Regions from separate parts of the Homo sapiens genome. Here region 2 is linked to region 1. Evidence: read pairs that join two places in POLR2A ChIA-PET (ENCODE). Cell type or tissue: HepG2. All regions are shown on one strand. Region 1 overlaps PHKB (phosphorylase kinase regulatory subunit beta). Region 2 overlaps PHKB (phosphorylase kinase regulatory subunit beta).

Region 1 (8,000 bases):
GAACTTTGCTACTAGAGCCATAACCTCTCCTTGTACAATCACCCTAGTCAATGCACACTATTGTTGCCTGGGTGATTTTTCTAAAATGAACTAACCCTTAAGTGGTTACTTAACACCACTCATCAGCTCTCTGTCTCCTGCAGGGTTGAAGTAGGGACTTCAAGGAAAGCCTCTCTGGAAGTGATATTTAACTCCTAGAAATAGGAATCAGTGGAGAAGTTGGGGTAAGGAGGACTCTAGGCTGAGGATCCTGGGGCTAGATAGAGCTGGGTATTTAAAGCGTACTGAAAAGGCCATTATGGGTAAAGCATTGTGAATGACAGGAATGGGTGAGAGGAAGGCCTGGGATGGGCAGGGTCTTGGGAGCCTTGAAGATGTTTGAATTTTATTATAAATGGAAGGGAAGGTGAAAATTTGAAGCAGTGGAGTTGTAAGGCTGGATTAGTATTTTATGATGATTCTCTGTCTGTTATGTAAAAATAGACTGGAAGGTGACAAAAAGGCGGGGAGCAACCTCATGGCCGAAGCTGTGTGTCATATAGCTCTATGTTTAACACCTGGCACCATGCTGGGTGCATAGGGCCACTCAATCTATGTTTGATAGTGAATGGCTGTGAAGGCACAGATATTGAGTATATCATCATTCTGGATTCAGAAGATGTGGCCACCTTGATTATGCATTAGAATCTACATATCTCTGACTCAGTAAACTCACTTTTGGAAGAATATTCCTGTGGCCCATTTCCTGTTAAACGGAGAATAAACTAACTTTAGAAAGTGAGTTTATTGAATCAGAGGTATAAATGGTAGGTAGGTTCTAATGCATAATTAATTAAGGTGCATATATACAAATATAAAATGTATATGTGTCACGAGGTCAGGAGATCGAGACCACCCTGGCTAACGTGGTGAAACCCCCTCTCTACTAAAAATACAAAGAAATTAGCCGGGTATGGTGGCGGGCGCCTGTAGTCCCAGCTACTCGCAAGGCTGAGGCAGGAGAATGGCGTGAACCCGGGAGGCGGGTCTTGCATTGAGCTGAGATTGCACCACTGCACTCCAGCCTGGGTGACAGAGAGAGACTCCGTCTCAAAAAATAAAAAGTATATGTGCGAAATACATGTGTGTGTATATATAGTAAAATCTTAGATACAGTTAGTTTTATATCATGATGCTATTCTGTTTTCACATTTTAAAATGGCATATTGACCCTTCTATTCTGAGGAATAGTCTGCAAAGCTACACAAGGTCCTTGATTCTTTGCTTGATTCAGGCAGAAGGATGCATTTAGACATTTAATTTACCTCTGAACAGATAATGGACTTTTAGAAAATATATGCAATTAAGACATATCTTTTATGGTTTTGGGACACATCTATTTTCAAATCCCTGATTAGAAAACAACTGCCCATTGCGGTGGCTCATGCCTGTAATCCTAGCACTTCAAAAGGCCAAGGCAGGCGGGCTGCTTGAGCCCAATTTGAGACTAGCCTGTGCAACATGACGAAACCATCTCTACAAAAAATACAAAAATTAGGCTGGGTGCGGTGGCTCACGCCTGTAATCGCAGCACTTTGGGAGGCCGAGACGGGCGGATCACGAGATCAGGAGATCGAGACCATTCTGGCTAACACAGTGAAACCTCGTCTCTACTAAAAATACAAAAAAGTTAGCGAGGCGTGGTGGTGGGCACCTGTAATCCCAACTACTCGGGAGGCCGGGCAGGAGAATGGCGTGAACCCAGGAGGCGGAGCTTGCAGTGAGCCGAGATCGTGCCACTGCACTCCAGCCTGGGCGACAGGGCGAGACTCCATCTCAAAAAAAAAACAAAAATTAGCCAGGTGTTGTGGTGCCTGGGATGGCTGGTTGGAGGTTGTGGCAGGAGGGACAGCTTGAGCCCGAAAGGTTGAGGCTACAGTGAGGTCGCACCACTGCACTCCAGCCTGGGTGACAGAGTGAGACCCTGTCTCAAAAATAAATAAAAAGAAAACAAGTAATAGAAAATTGTAACTGCATATATTACATATTTAGTCTTGAAGATGCTTTCTGATGGTTCATTGTAGCTTCTAGGATCTGTGTTTTTTTTTTTGTTTGTTTGTTTGTTTGTTTTTGTTTTTGAGACAGGGTCTTGCTCTCTCACCCAGGCTGGAGTGGAGTACAGTGGCACTGTCACAGTTCACTGCAGCCTCGGTCTCCTGTGCTCAAGCATTCCCTTCTGCTGGGCCTATAGGTGTGCACTACCATGCCTGGCTAATTTTTTTTTTTTTTTTTTTTTTTTTTTTTTTTTTATTGTAGAGACAAGTCCTCACTATTTTGCCCAGGCTGGTCTGGAACTCCCAGTCTCAAGCACTCCTCCCAACTCTGCCTCCCAAAGTGCTGAGATTATAGGCGTGAGCCACTGCACCTGGCCTCTGTGATGTATTTTGAATACATTCATACTTGTTCTCATTTTCTTTTTCACATTAGGCCTTCGTTGCCTTGATTAGAAATGGTTTTTAAAAGATGAAACAATTGTTGCTGTTTTTTATTTTATTATTTGTTACCTTTTTCTTATAGACTTTATTAGTTTATTTTACCAACAATCACATGATTATTAGTCCATTAAAAAAGAATTATTCTTTATGTTTAACTTACTGGTTTTATAGCTTTCTTCTCTTTCAGTTCATATTTCACAAATTTTCTTGAGGATGTTGGTTTGTGTAGATGAACAGTTGTGGTACCTAAACATTAAGTGATTTCCAACAGCCTTAATGAGAATTTTTTTAAAGTTATTTTTAATTGACAAATAGTAATTGTATATATTTACAGGGTACAATATAATGTTTTGGTATATGCTTACAGTGTTGGATAATTAAATCAGGCTAATTAACAAATCTGGCCCCTCACATACTTACTATTTTTTCGTAATGAAAACATTTAAAGTCTACTCTTCTAGCAATTTTGAAATATATAACGTTTTATGATTATAGCCACCATTCTGTACAGTAGGTCACTGAAGCTTTTGCCTCCTATCTAACTGAAACTTTGTACCCTTTGGTCAACATTCGAGAATCTTGTGTAATAATTGAAATTTGTCATTTTTATAGGTTCTGATATATGTCATATATGCTCTTTTTTCAAAATATATATCATTGATTTTTCATTTGTCATATAAAATCTTTTAAAGTTCTGATATATGTCATATATGCTCTTTTTTCAAAATATATATCATTGATTTTTCATTTGTCATATAAAATCTTTTAAAGTTTATTGTTTTACTCCCTTTGTTATTAATAGCCTCACAGTGTTTACATGGCCCTCCTTTTTGGCAATTTAAGATTCAAGTCTTGTAGCTCAGGACTGAAATAGGCACCAGCCATAGAGATGAACACTTATGCTGTTATTTGGATTATAGATCAAGTCTTATTGCTAAAGCTGTGGATGGAGACTAGGAAGGACAGACACAGAGTCTGGGATTGGGCTGTTGAGCTGTGGATAGTTCCTCTTCGTACATATTTTAGCTACCTGGTATGTTTTGAAAATATACTCATCAGGTGCTTAACTTGTATTCTTTATTATATTTCTGTCTTCCTCCAATAGTTGAACCAGTAAATAATTTTCTGTATACTAAAAAAAAATGTGGTACATTTACTTTGTATATTAACTTTGGTTGCATTAACTTTGTCGGCTCACTTGTAAATATCTGATGATTGATAAGTTATAAATCAACAATATGTCAAAAAGAATTAGCTTGTTGTGACTTCAGTCAGTGGACTATTTTCTTGTTTTTTTTTTTTTGAGATGGAGTTTTGCTCTTGTTGCTCAGGCTAGAGTGCAATGATGCAATCTCAGCTCACTGCAACCTCCATCTCCCAGGTTCAAGCGATTCTCCTGCCTCAGCCTCCCAAGTAGCTGGGATTACAGGCATGCGCCACCATGCCCAGCCAATTTTGTATTTTTAATACAGGCAGGGTTTCACCATTTTGGCCAGGCTGGTCTCGAACTCCTGATTTCAGGTGATCCTCCCGCCTCAGCCTCCCAGAGTGCTGGTATTACAGGTGTGTGCCACTGCGCCTGGACTATTTCTTTCATGGGGTTTTCTGCTTACAGGACAGCTTATTGTTAACTTTTTATAATTCGCATCTAAACTTTTAATGGCTTCTGATTTAGGATGATTTCAGTCTCATCTTTTTTTCACTGCCTGCTAAATAAGTTTTGTCATGAATTTCCATCTTTGTAGCTAAATGGGAGTCATGCAAGTCTAACTTCAAAAATTAAGGACAAGAGACTAAACCTTTAAATTTACTGTGATCTTTGATTTTAAATGTTTTGATATAAGTGTTTGCTGATATATTTTGAAGATGGAAGTTGGGACATCTCAAGTTCTAGCATGCTTTTTCTTTCTTTTTCTATCTCGGGAACTTGACCACAGATCTCGATGTCCTAATAGAGGCAGCCTTATTATTTCCTCTGTCCTTAAGCAAAAACAATACATTTAATAAGTTTTGAGTAACGGAACATTCTATGGCTAAATGACTCCAAAGTGGGCATCACTCTTAGGCTTTGGCCAACTTGATGCTATAGATTTGATTAGGGGACTTCATCTGGAAATTTGTAGTGAGAAACCCAGATGGAACTCTAGAGAAAATACACTGTGCATCATAAGGCTTTGCTAAATGTAGGAAATAGAACCATGCCCCATTTGGTGACATTTCTCTTAGCAAATTCCCATGCTTCCAAATAACATTTAAAAATATGTCGTATTTTTAAAATAATTATTTAAAAAATAATCTTAATTAAGCAGCTTTATTTGGTATTACGGTAAGCATTGATAGAGAGTGTTAATCATTTCTATTGATGTTCTTCCTGCTTTGACAGTTTTCCTGTTCAAATTGAGCCCCTTTTAACTGTGGCTTATATAAACATGTTTATTTTATTTTTAGAGTCAGGATCTTCCTTGATCTCCCAGGCTGGAATGCAGTCGTGCAGTCATAGCTCATTGCAGCCTTGAACTTCTGGGCTCAAGTGATCTTCTTGCCTCAGCCTCATGAGTAACTGGGACTACAGGCATGTGCCACCATGCCCAGCTAATTTTTTTTTTCTTGTTTTAGGGACAGGATCTTGCTATGTTGCCCAAGCTGGTCTCAAGCTCCTGTCCTCAAGCAATCCTTTCTTCTCAGCCTCTCAAAGTGCTGGGATTATATGAGTGAGCCTTGATTTTTAAAGTGTAAGGCCTTAACTTTCATTTGTGTTAAGCAGATTTTATGTAGTCCACTGGTAGTTTTCATGATAAATATCTTTAATATAGAGGTTTTTAAAATAAAAGCGTGTTTTCTTAACTTACGTATTTCTAACAGAAATTATTTTAGTTTTGTGGAATCTTTTTATATAAATTTCTTTCTGTGCCCATTCAGAGATCCTCTTGTTTGGTTATCTTTTTTTCATGGAAATACACAGTAAGGCTCAATTAGTTTGTTATACCCACTTTATCCCAATTCTTAATAGGCTTGTAGCTTTGATAATAATCATTTGCTCAATGACCTCAAGGATAAAAAGATCTATCAGGATGTAAGGTTTTAGTTATTATAATTTGAAGAAATAAACTATTTGAGAGTTAGAATTTATCAGTGCACTCTTTCTTCTGCTGTATCTCATTTTCATTATATTGATACTTATACCTAAGACCTATACCAAATTTAAGTCCTTCTTAGTTTTTTAAATTCTACTATTTAAATATTTCTTGAATATTTCCTCCCTTATGCATTACTGGTGTCACTGTCTTAATTCAAGGCCCTAGAATGATTGTTTTGACCCAAACTAGACTTTTATGCCTAGGGCTTACTCCCTGTCTAGCAGTCATTTGCTCTGCCAACAGATATATCTTCTAGAGTTTGGATCATATGATGCCCCAGTGGCTCTTCAGTTTCTAAAGAATAAAATGCAAACCTGGAATCTGCTGTTCAGCATCCTCCCTGTTAGACTTCTGGATACCTATCCAGCCTCCTGTCTTCCTCACATTCTCTGCTGCAATGTTATTAATGTACCTGGCAGTTCCCAGGAGGGTCACTCTCTTTCTGGCTTCTGCACCTTTATCATGAAGTTCCCTCTGTATTAAATAGCCTTTCTCTGTAAGCTTGGTGCACTCCATAATCTTTTATTCTGCTCTAGTGATCTCTTGTTTTTACATATTTTCTGACAACTCCCTTCTCTGCATTTCAGGTTTCAATTAATTGCTCTACTGGTTCCCATGACATTTTATACAGGCTTCTTTTGGCTCTGATGTCACTGCATTGCTATTAGATAATTATATATCTTTTTTCTTTACTAGGCTATGAAATCCTTCAGGTCATGGACAAGATTTGTTGCAGCTTTGTATAGCCCCTGATACAAGGCTTGGTGCTGGGGACTCAATGTTGAATAATAATACAAGTTGAATGAATTAATTAATCATGTTCGAAGATTAGTACAGTTTTGGTTCAGAATGAACTTTCCAGCACTATGTGTTGTCTAATAATTTAAACTTTTTACTTGGTGAATAAAATTCAGTTTATTTATTTTCCTGCAGGTTTTGAATAAGAACATATTTTCATAGTAAAAAAAAGTCTTCTACTGGTCAAGTCCGAAAAGTTTCAAAATTCAGACTCATAAAATAAATGTAATAAATATAACAAAATACTGACCTAGGTTTATAATAGCTTTATGACGTGGTGAGGGCACTTTTGATTTTTCTATTAAACTGTGGACAGCATCTCCAAGGCCAAACTACATGGCTCTGACTGCTTTTACCCCTTGTATACAAACTTTGAGCTATCTCTGTGTACTGATTTTTTCTTTCCCTGAAGAGAAAATGGAAGAAATCACATAGATTATTCATCTACATTGTAATCCAAATGTAAGTCACCAGTAGCATGTTTATTCCTTCATGCATAGGGTGAGTCAGTGCTATTTAATAGGCCTTGTGTGTCATAGTGTGAACTTTACCTAAGATACCGAGGAATTTGAACTTAACCATTTAAATTTCAGGAATATGGTAAAGAAAGAGAAAATTATATACTTTTAAATAAAATAGAGAAAAGCTTCCTAAATCTTGCCATCTAGAGTAAGTTTCAGAATAAGAAGTGATATAACATCTATTTCTGGAAAAGTCTTGAACATAGTGCTAAATAATGCACTAGAGAAAAAAATCTATGTTTTTACCTTAGACCTCTTTAAAGCAGAGTCTAGCAATTATCATGTATTTAATTTACAAGATGAGAGTTATTTTTATTCTTGTGAACTGCAGTTGTCTTCAACTAATATGGTATTGAAATGGAAATAGAAAGAAGTGAAATCTAGGTAAAGGACAGATGCGTCAAGTAACATGACAGCTGAAATGGTTCATTTACATGGCTGACATGGACAGAGTGCAGCGACCAATACCAGAATTGCTTAGAAACCCCTTCATATTTTGGGGAAAATTGTCATTAAAGCAGTATTTCTGATTTAAATGTTACCTTGGAAGCAGGTTATATATTGCTGTGAAATTTTTTTTTTTTTTTTTTTTTGCTTTACCTGAAAAAAAGAAACAAAGCATATTTCAGTGTTTAAATCCTAGGTCTTCCACTTGCTACCAGTGTGACCTTGGTTAAGTTACTAAACCCCATTTAAAAAAAAATCTTTAGAATGATAATGATAGTACCATTATTATTAGGAGAGTTATTGTGAGGATTAAATGAAATCATATGTAAATAGCTCTCAACAGTACTTTGCGTGTGGTAAATGCTCTGATATTGTTAGTTCTTATTAGGATGCTGATAATCATACTATAATGATATTATTCTTAACCTTTTTGAGCTCTTTGGTTAAAATTAAATTTATGTGTTTATATTCATTCTGGCATGTTGCATATTGACAGCACCCACTAAGCATGGTGTTCTGGGCACACTGGTGAATTACAGTAGCATAAAGAAATGACCTTGTCCAGAATAAACAGACCAAAATAATGAATGTATTTTAAAAATATCAGATCCCTGAATAGAGTC
Region 2 (8,000 bases), 110 kb after region 1:
CTTAGTCATGGTGATAATTCAGCTTACATATTGCTGAATATTGTTTGCAAATGTGTTTTTAAGGATTTTGAATGTCAATGCTCATTTAGTTCCTCTGTATCCTTGCTGGTTTTCTGTCTAGTTGTTCTACCAATTGTTGAGAGAAAAGGAGAAAAGTGTGCAAGTATCCAACTATAACTGTGGTTTTGTCTATTCTTTCAGTTCTGTCAGTTTTATTTCACACATTTTGCAACTCTGGCGCATACACATTTAGGATTGCTATGTCTTCTTCGTGGATTGATCTTTTTCATTATGTATTATAATATCCTTCTCTGTCTCTGATAATTTTCTTTGCTCTAAAGTCTCCTTTATCTATTATTAATATAGTCACTCCTGCATTATTTTGATTGTGTGATATATCTTTTTCCATCCTTTAACTTTAAGCATGTCTATATTGTTATATTTGAGGGGACTTTTTTATAGACAATACATAGGTGAGCCATATTTTAACTCTGCAAATCTCTTTCTTTCAATTGGTGTATTTCATGCTTTTAAATTTAATTAATTTCTCATATGTTTGGGCTTCAGTCTGCCATTTTCTTTTTTATTTGTCTTTTTTAATGTTATTTTTAACTGTTTTCCACCTTTTCTTAACTTAGCTGATGCCATTTTATTGATTTTTTTGTTTGTTTATTCTATTTTTCATCTTTCTGTTTTATTTTTCCTACCTTCCTGTGGGTACTTAAAGATTTTTTTAAAATCTCTTTTTGATTTATCAATAGTGGTTTTGATTGTATCATTTTGTATAACTTTTTAGTGATTGCTGTAGGTAACACTTCAGTGTAGTGATGTCATCATTTTATTAGTTCAAATGAAGTATAGAAAACTTACTTTCATTTATGTCTTATTACCATTCTGAATTTATAATAGTTATCTTAAATATTTCCTCCATACACATTTAGAATCATATCAGACAGTGTTATAATTTTTGCTTCAACTGTCAAAATTCAAGAGGAGAAGAAACATGTATTGTATTTACCCATATTTATGCTTACCATGTTTTTTGTTTCTTTTTGGTGTTCTGATATATGTTTTTTCCTCTTTTTAAAAAATTACCTTTCTGTTTAGAGAATGGAGTTTATCCATTCTTTCAGGGTAGGTCTGCTGGTGATAGAATCTCTTATTTTCCTTCATCTGAGATTGTCTTGGTTTCTTCCTGATTGCTAAGTGATGTATTTACTGGTATAACTTTCTGAGTGGGTAGTTTTTTTCTTTCAATCACTGGAAACTCTTGTGCCACATCCTAGCCTTCATGGTTTCTAATAAACAATCCGTTGTCATTCTAATTATTTTTCCCCTATAGGTAATGTGTTATCTCTGGCTACTGTCAAGATTTTTTTCTTTGTCTTTAATTTTCAGAAGTTACGATGTGTCTTAGCATGGACATTTTAAAATTTATTCTGTTTGTGTTTCACTCAGCTTCTTGAATCTGTAGGTTTATGGCTCTTGCTAAGTGGGAATTTTCTGCTTTGCCCTCTGTCTCTCTCCTTTAGGAACTCAGGTGACATGAATGTTAGATACTTTGTTATGATCCCACAAATCCCTGAGGCGCTGATCATTTTTTTCCATTCTATTTTCTTTGTTTTGATCAAATTGGATAATTTCTGTTGTTCTGTCTTCCAGTTTGTTTATTCTTTCCTCTGTCCTCATCATTCTGCTGTTGAGCCTATCTACTGAACTTTTTATTTACACTATTATATTTCTCAATTTTAAAAACTTTGCTGATACTTTCTGTTTCTTACTTAAGGATTTCTGGTTTTTTGATTTGTTTCAAGCATGTTCGTAATTGCTTATTGAAGCACTTTTATCATGGCTGCTTTAAAATCTTTGTCAGATAATTCTAACAACTCTTTCTTCTCAACGTTAGCATCCATTGATTGTATTTTTTTCATTTGGTTTGAGATCTTTCAGTTTCCAGGTATGAGGAGTGTTTTTTGATTGACGTATAGGTATTTTGGGCATAATAGTATAAGACCCTAGATCTTATTTTAACTTTCTGTTTTAGCTGTATTTTCTTATACCACTCTGGTAGAAGAAGGGGTGAGGGCACATCACCTCATTACTGCCAGGTAGGAATATAAGGCCATTATTTTTGTTGACATCCAGGTCCCCAGTAGGCCTCCACTAATACCTCCTTGCTGGGAAATATAGGAGTGCTTCATTACTGGTTCTCATTTGGCCTCCATTTATAGGGCAGGAGAAAAGGTGTGACCTCTTGATTGGTGATGAAATGGTTTCTTATCACCTATTGGAAATGAAAGTGTTGACTTCTTCCTTGTAGTTTTCTGACACCACCATGACTAAGAGAGTTGGGAGTTGAGCATTGTGCCTCATGATAGACTCAGGAATGTAGAAGTCTCGGTTTCTACTCAGCCTTTGCTGGAATGGATGGGGGTAGGGTAAAGTTTTTTCTGAGTGGTTATTGTCTAAAAGTTTTATTTTTGCTAGGCTGCTCTTCTCCTGTCCTTTGGCTAGAGAGACAGGCTTTTGTTGGGGATTTTTTGTATGCATGTGCTGGCATTTCTCAGTGGTTGGCTCCTTTGACTTTAAGACTGGTATAAATAAGGCAAAAAGGAAACCCAGGGCAGTTACCATAGTGTCGTTCATAGAGTCCTGAAGTTCATAGCTAGACTGCCTTCTACCCATGTTTCTAAGTCTTTTTGTGTTTGTTTTATATGTAATGTCCAAGCTTCTTGGTTGTACTTAGTGAGAAGACTAGGGAAAATTATGTCTACTCCATCTTCCCATCCATGTATCTTTAAAATAAGTGTCTGACCTATTTATTGTCCTGCAATAAAAGTGATGATTTCTTAAAAACAGGTTATGAAACAACTTATAGGATGTAGATGATGATGACATGAATAGCTTAGAACAGTAGCTCTCAAACTTAAAGTGCATTCAAACACCTGGAAGGCTTTTTAACACTGATTATGGAGCCCTACTCCCAAGAAGAAATGGGAACTAGCATTTCTAACAAGTTCCCAGGTAATACTGAAGGTGCTGCTCTGGGGACCATAGTTTGATAATCTGTTTCAGAGAAATGCTGAATAGATGACAGATCATTAGCTTTAAATGATATTAATGGCAAATACACTTGCTTTGAGTAAAACAAATAAAAATTTGTAATAATTAAACTGAGTATTAGATATAAAATATTTAAAGGTAGATACTTAAAAGATGATATCATATTTTTAATGAAATGGGTCTTCCCATTTTCCAGCACTATAGTATATGGCATTTGAGAGGCCAAAAGAGTAGGACACTAAGGGAAATAGTATTCATTTTATTATAAAGGGAAGAATATAGCAAAAAATAAGAGATAAGGTGATCAGTTGTTCTGTGAGCATAAAATAATGCCTATTTTTTGGATGTTAGGCAAGAGTGTTTGAAGGATACTTTAAGCCACACTCTGATAGTTGTATGATATGCAAGATCTTTCTTAAGACTCAGATTTGATGTCAGAAAAGCTCCATTACATTGATCTGAACTAATGATTTCCTGCTAATTACTGCACTTATCATCATAATATACCTTCCTCTAAAGTTCGTCTTTTTTTCTTGAGTTAGTGAATAAAAATGATTCTGGAATTAAAACTACTCCCATCAATAGTATGACCATTAGTTTAGATCAAGGTGAACCTAGAAATATTTTTCCCAGGTGATCACTAACTATAAAAAAGAAAAATTAAAATAGTGAAATGTCAGAATGAGGTCTCTTAGACATTATTCTTCTTACAGAAGTTGTTATAAATGTTAATAAAGAAATTTGCTCGTGAATATTCATCAGATAATGGTTCTGATTTTGTAGCCACATACATTAGAGTAATAAAGCATTTCCTTTTCTCTTTTAGCTCGGTTGGTTTAGCAAAAGCAGCTCTAGAAGCAATTAATGGATTCAACCTTTTTGGCAACCAGGTAAAAAATAAGACCCCCAGAATCTTTGATTATTTGAATTGCACATTTAATTAATTTGGCTATTCATTAACAAAGTCATTTCCTTATAATCAGAGAATGTCCAAAATTTATGTAGAAGCTCATGCTTGAACTTTTCCTTTGAAAATGATTTGCCAGTTAAATTTTAGTTTTCTAACTAAAGACCATTGCTTAATTTCTTTAAAAAAAAAAAAAAAAAGAAAATTTTTTTTGATAAAGAATTCTGATTTCCTTGGTTCAGTGACTTTTCCCTCAAATCTATTACTCATTTTGTAGAAGGTTTCACATTTTTTAATGTATTTGGCATTGTATATATATATTTTTATGTCAGTTTTCATGTTGGTTTCAATGTAATGTATTTCAATGTATATCTCATGTAGAAGAGAATTTGTGTGATGTGTTTAGCCAGATAATTGGGAGTTTTGATCCTAGCTTCACCTTCAACTGGCTATAATCAAATGTCTAAAATCTCATTTTCTCTGGGGATGAAAAAAAAACCCTGAAGGTCGTCTTAAATTTTCATTAGATCTTTAACCAGTTTTTATACTGAAAGAATCTAATCAAGTGACCATGGATTGAGTTGTCAGTGGAAAGGAATAAAATGTAGGAATAGAGGTTACTACTCTGGATCAAGAAGTAGGCCAATTTTCTTTAGCAGTTTTTATAAAGATTCCTAAGATGGTGAAGTAAAGTGAAGTTTCTAACTGAGAATAAAATTAATCCTAAGCTACTGAAATGCTAAGTCAGTAAAGAAACATTTTAGGAGGTTACACAGTTGTGCAAAAAAAACGACATGGTTTTTGTTATGGCAATTATAATACTATCTACTCAAGTCTTGAATTTAAGAATGTTTTTAATTGTAGTATATTAATGCAGCCACCTCTCTTCTCCTTCTTACGTACACAAGCACTCTTCTCATCCCAACTCCCTCTAGAGGATGGATGGGCTCTGTCTATATGAAGGTCATGAGGAATTACCACACACTCTGGATCACCCATTTTCATATTCCTGGATGGATGGATGGATGGATGAATAGATAGACAGACAGGAGTAGGAGGATAAAATGACTTTAAAGAATGGCATTATATTAGGGGTCAGGAGACAGGATCACTGCATGCTCTGTACTCAATTCCACCAGTGAGTATGGCTATTTAACTAAGCCTCAGCTTCCTCGTCTAAAAAAATAAAGATAATGATAATAGGACCTAACTCAGGAGGTTTTCATGCAAATAAAAGTTAGTTAGCATAGTGCTTTGCAGAGATTAAACTTTTAATAAATGCCATCTCTTGTTGCTATTGTTTTTTTTATTTTTGTTTTTTGAGACAAAGTCTCGCTCTTGTCTCCCAGGCTGGAGTGCGATGGCGCGATCTCGGCTCACTGCGACCTCCGCCTCCCGGGTTCAAGCAGTTCTTCTGCCTCGGACCCCCGAGTAGCTGGGATTACAGGCGGCTGCCACCACGCCCGGCTAATTTTTGTATTTTTAGTTGAGACGGGGTTTCACCATGTTGGCCAGGCTGGTCTCGAACTCCTGACCTCAGGTGATCCACCCATCTCGGCCTCCCAAAGTGCTGGGATCACAGGCATGAGCCACTATGCGCGGCCGACTCTTGTTGCTATTATTTATGAAGTAATAGTAATACAAAGGAAGGGAAATGAGAAAGAACTGAAAGCTTTCTAGAGCATATATCAAGGAGACTGAGAGGAGGCATGGATTAAACCAGAGCTGATGTTAACAGCAGTCTGGAAAGGTACAGGTCTTGCTAACCTGGCTTCTGTGACATACCAAATACTGAGCTGAATGGAGCTGAGTGTCTCTTGGTTGGCTGTTACATGGTAGTAGCCAGCTCTTTTTTGCAATAGTGTCATCTCCTTTGAAGTACCTGAGTCTTAGTGTATGTTGCTTACATACCTGTATGCACCCCTTCCTATTGTGTGTATACTCACACACATACATACAAGCTACATTTCCTAACTCTACCCATCTTTCAGTGCTCTACTTTTCCCAGGAAGCTTTCATAAATTGCTCAGCTATAATTCTAAAATCGCTAAATTACTTTACTCTGCATTTGGATTCTGAGTTATAACTGTATTGCTGATATTGTTCCTCAGCCAGTTTCTCAATCTTGACTATGCATTGGAATCATTTGAGGAATTAAAAAAAATACTCATATATGAGCTCTACTTCCAGGGATTCTGATTTAATTGGTGTAGGGGGAGGCCTTGGCATTGAGATTTTTTGGAACTTCTCAGGAATTCTAATATACAATCAAGGGCGAGAACAACTGCTCTAAGCCGAGTTAATTTTTGGCCTTGTTCAGGTCACGTCTATTTCCAGTGGAGCTATGCACCAAATATTTGCTGAATTGACTACTACTTGATTGTTTCAGATAGAAATATGGACAGATAATGTCTTCTTTCTTTCTTTCTTTCTTTTTTGAGACAGCTTCTTGCTCTTGTCACCCAGGCTGGAGTGCAGTGGCACGATCTCGGCTCACTGCAATCTCCACCTCCTGGGTTCAAGCGATTCTCCTGCCTCAGCCTCCCGAGTAGCTGGGAGTACAGGCATGTGCCACCACACCCGACTAATTTTTGGATTTTTAATAGAGGTGGGGTTTCACCACGTTGGCCAGGCTGGTCTTGAACTCCTTACCTCAGGTGATCCACCCGCCTTGGCCTCCCAAAGTGCTGGGATTACAGCCATGAGCCACCACGCCGGGCCATGTCTTATTTCTTTAGCCACAAGAATATCACATGTTGCCAGTAAAGTCCCTTCATCTTCCATTTTTACAAGGTAGTGTCAGTGTCCTTGTTTTACAAATTCCCTTTCGTCTCTTTTTTCTGATGTGGAGAATTGCAGAAATATGACTTTGAAAATGTTACTATTACCACCTCTACAGCAGTTAAATTAATAATGTGCCTGCTAAACAGTGGCACATTTAAAAGTGCATGTGATCTTTTTAGTGTTTAATCATTTTATAATGTCATTGTATATACTTAAAAGAGCTGTGATCTAATTAAAAGTCAGTTGCTGGGAAAAGAATTGACATAAAGAAATGCTTTTATTCAAATGAAAATCCATAGAAACCACCTCAAGACTTGAGGGATTTCAGATCATATTGATATTCACTGTTATTTCTAAAGGCCATTGGTATAAGGTTTTGGAAGACCTGATCGTGTGTCTTTAACTAAATTAATTAGAACTTTCAAAAAGTACATTCCTTCTTGGTGGCAACTCAAGAGAGATGGTAGAGCCCCTCTCTCAAAATGAATGATCGGAAGATTGAGGTAGTGTTTCTCAGATCACACCACACAGGGGCAAAACCAGGAGTAAAACCAATGCCACTCCATAATGAATCTATTAATAGAAGATCAATTTGTTGGTATGGGAAATTTCAGCTGTTGGACACTTTCTACTTTTAGAATTGGGAGCTGTGCATTTTCTTTGAAAACTCTTAAGCTGTTTTTTGCTTAATAATTATTGAGCTTCTGAAAGAGGTATCCATTTCACAAATAGTGTGAAAGGCTTGCCTTTTGCCCCTGGCTTCAGCATATGAGATAAAACAAATGTTAATTTTATTTTTACGGGCAGTTGTTGGGTGGTAAAGTTTTTTGCTTTGGTTATGATTATTATGCGTTCCTATACTTCCTCCTTTTTTTCCAATAATAACTTATTATTCAAGGAAAAAAAAAACACTTTAAATCTTTTTCTGAAACTATTTTCCAAATTTATTTTTCTTTGGGACACTGAGAATAAGATGTGATAAAAAGGCCTAGTTTCCATAATGATTTGTTTACAATAAAAGCCAATTTGGGGCAGAGCTACATTTAGAAACATATATAATCCTCAATATGGGAATCACATATTTCATCATGATCTCAAATATATTCTGTATAAATTTCATGACAAATATATTTAAATATTATTTAAATAATGTTTGATAATATTTAAACAGTAATATTTTAGTCTATCAGAATTTATTTTCATCAAATGTCATAGTCATAGTAAGCAACAGTTTTGTGATTCCTGG

The links. ChIA-PET counts read pairs that join two places held together with the same protein. Peaks named below come from ENCODE experiments on the same cell type or tissue, not always from the same donor. Only the 100,000 strongest peaks of a DNase experiment are listed, where the experiment ranks them.
Region 2: POLR2A ChIA-PET joins it to region 1 with 5 read pairs; 4 of 35 experiments call an interaction of 5 or more read pairs at or near these places.

What each region holds. Positions count from the first base shown.
Region 1 is chr16:47,470,965-47,478,964 of GRCh38, forward strand. The region is part of intron 1 of PHKB (phosphorylase kinase regulatory subunit beta); the gene reads left to right. Among named protein-coding and RNA genes, the nearest start is that of PHKB, 14 kb to the left of the region's middle. In HepG2, no CTCF peak of the experiment used is centred here; DNase peaks (open chromatin) are centred at 37 and 4,987.
Region 2 is chr16:47,576,406-47,584,405 of GRCh38, forward strand. It overlaps PHKB (phosphorylase kinase regulatory subunit beta), which reads left to right. Exons shown (of 31, transcript NM_000293.3): 8 at 3,890-3,953. Among named protein-coding and RNA genes, the nearest start is that of PHKB, 120 kb to the left of the region's middle. In HepG2, a CTCF peak has its summit at 4,888 (motif pointing left); a DNase peak (open chromatin) is centred at 4,906.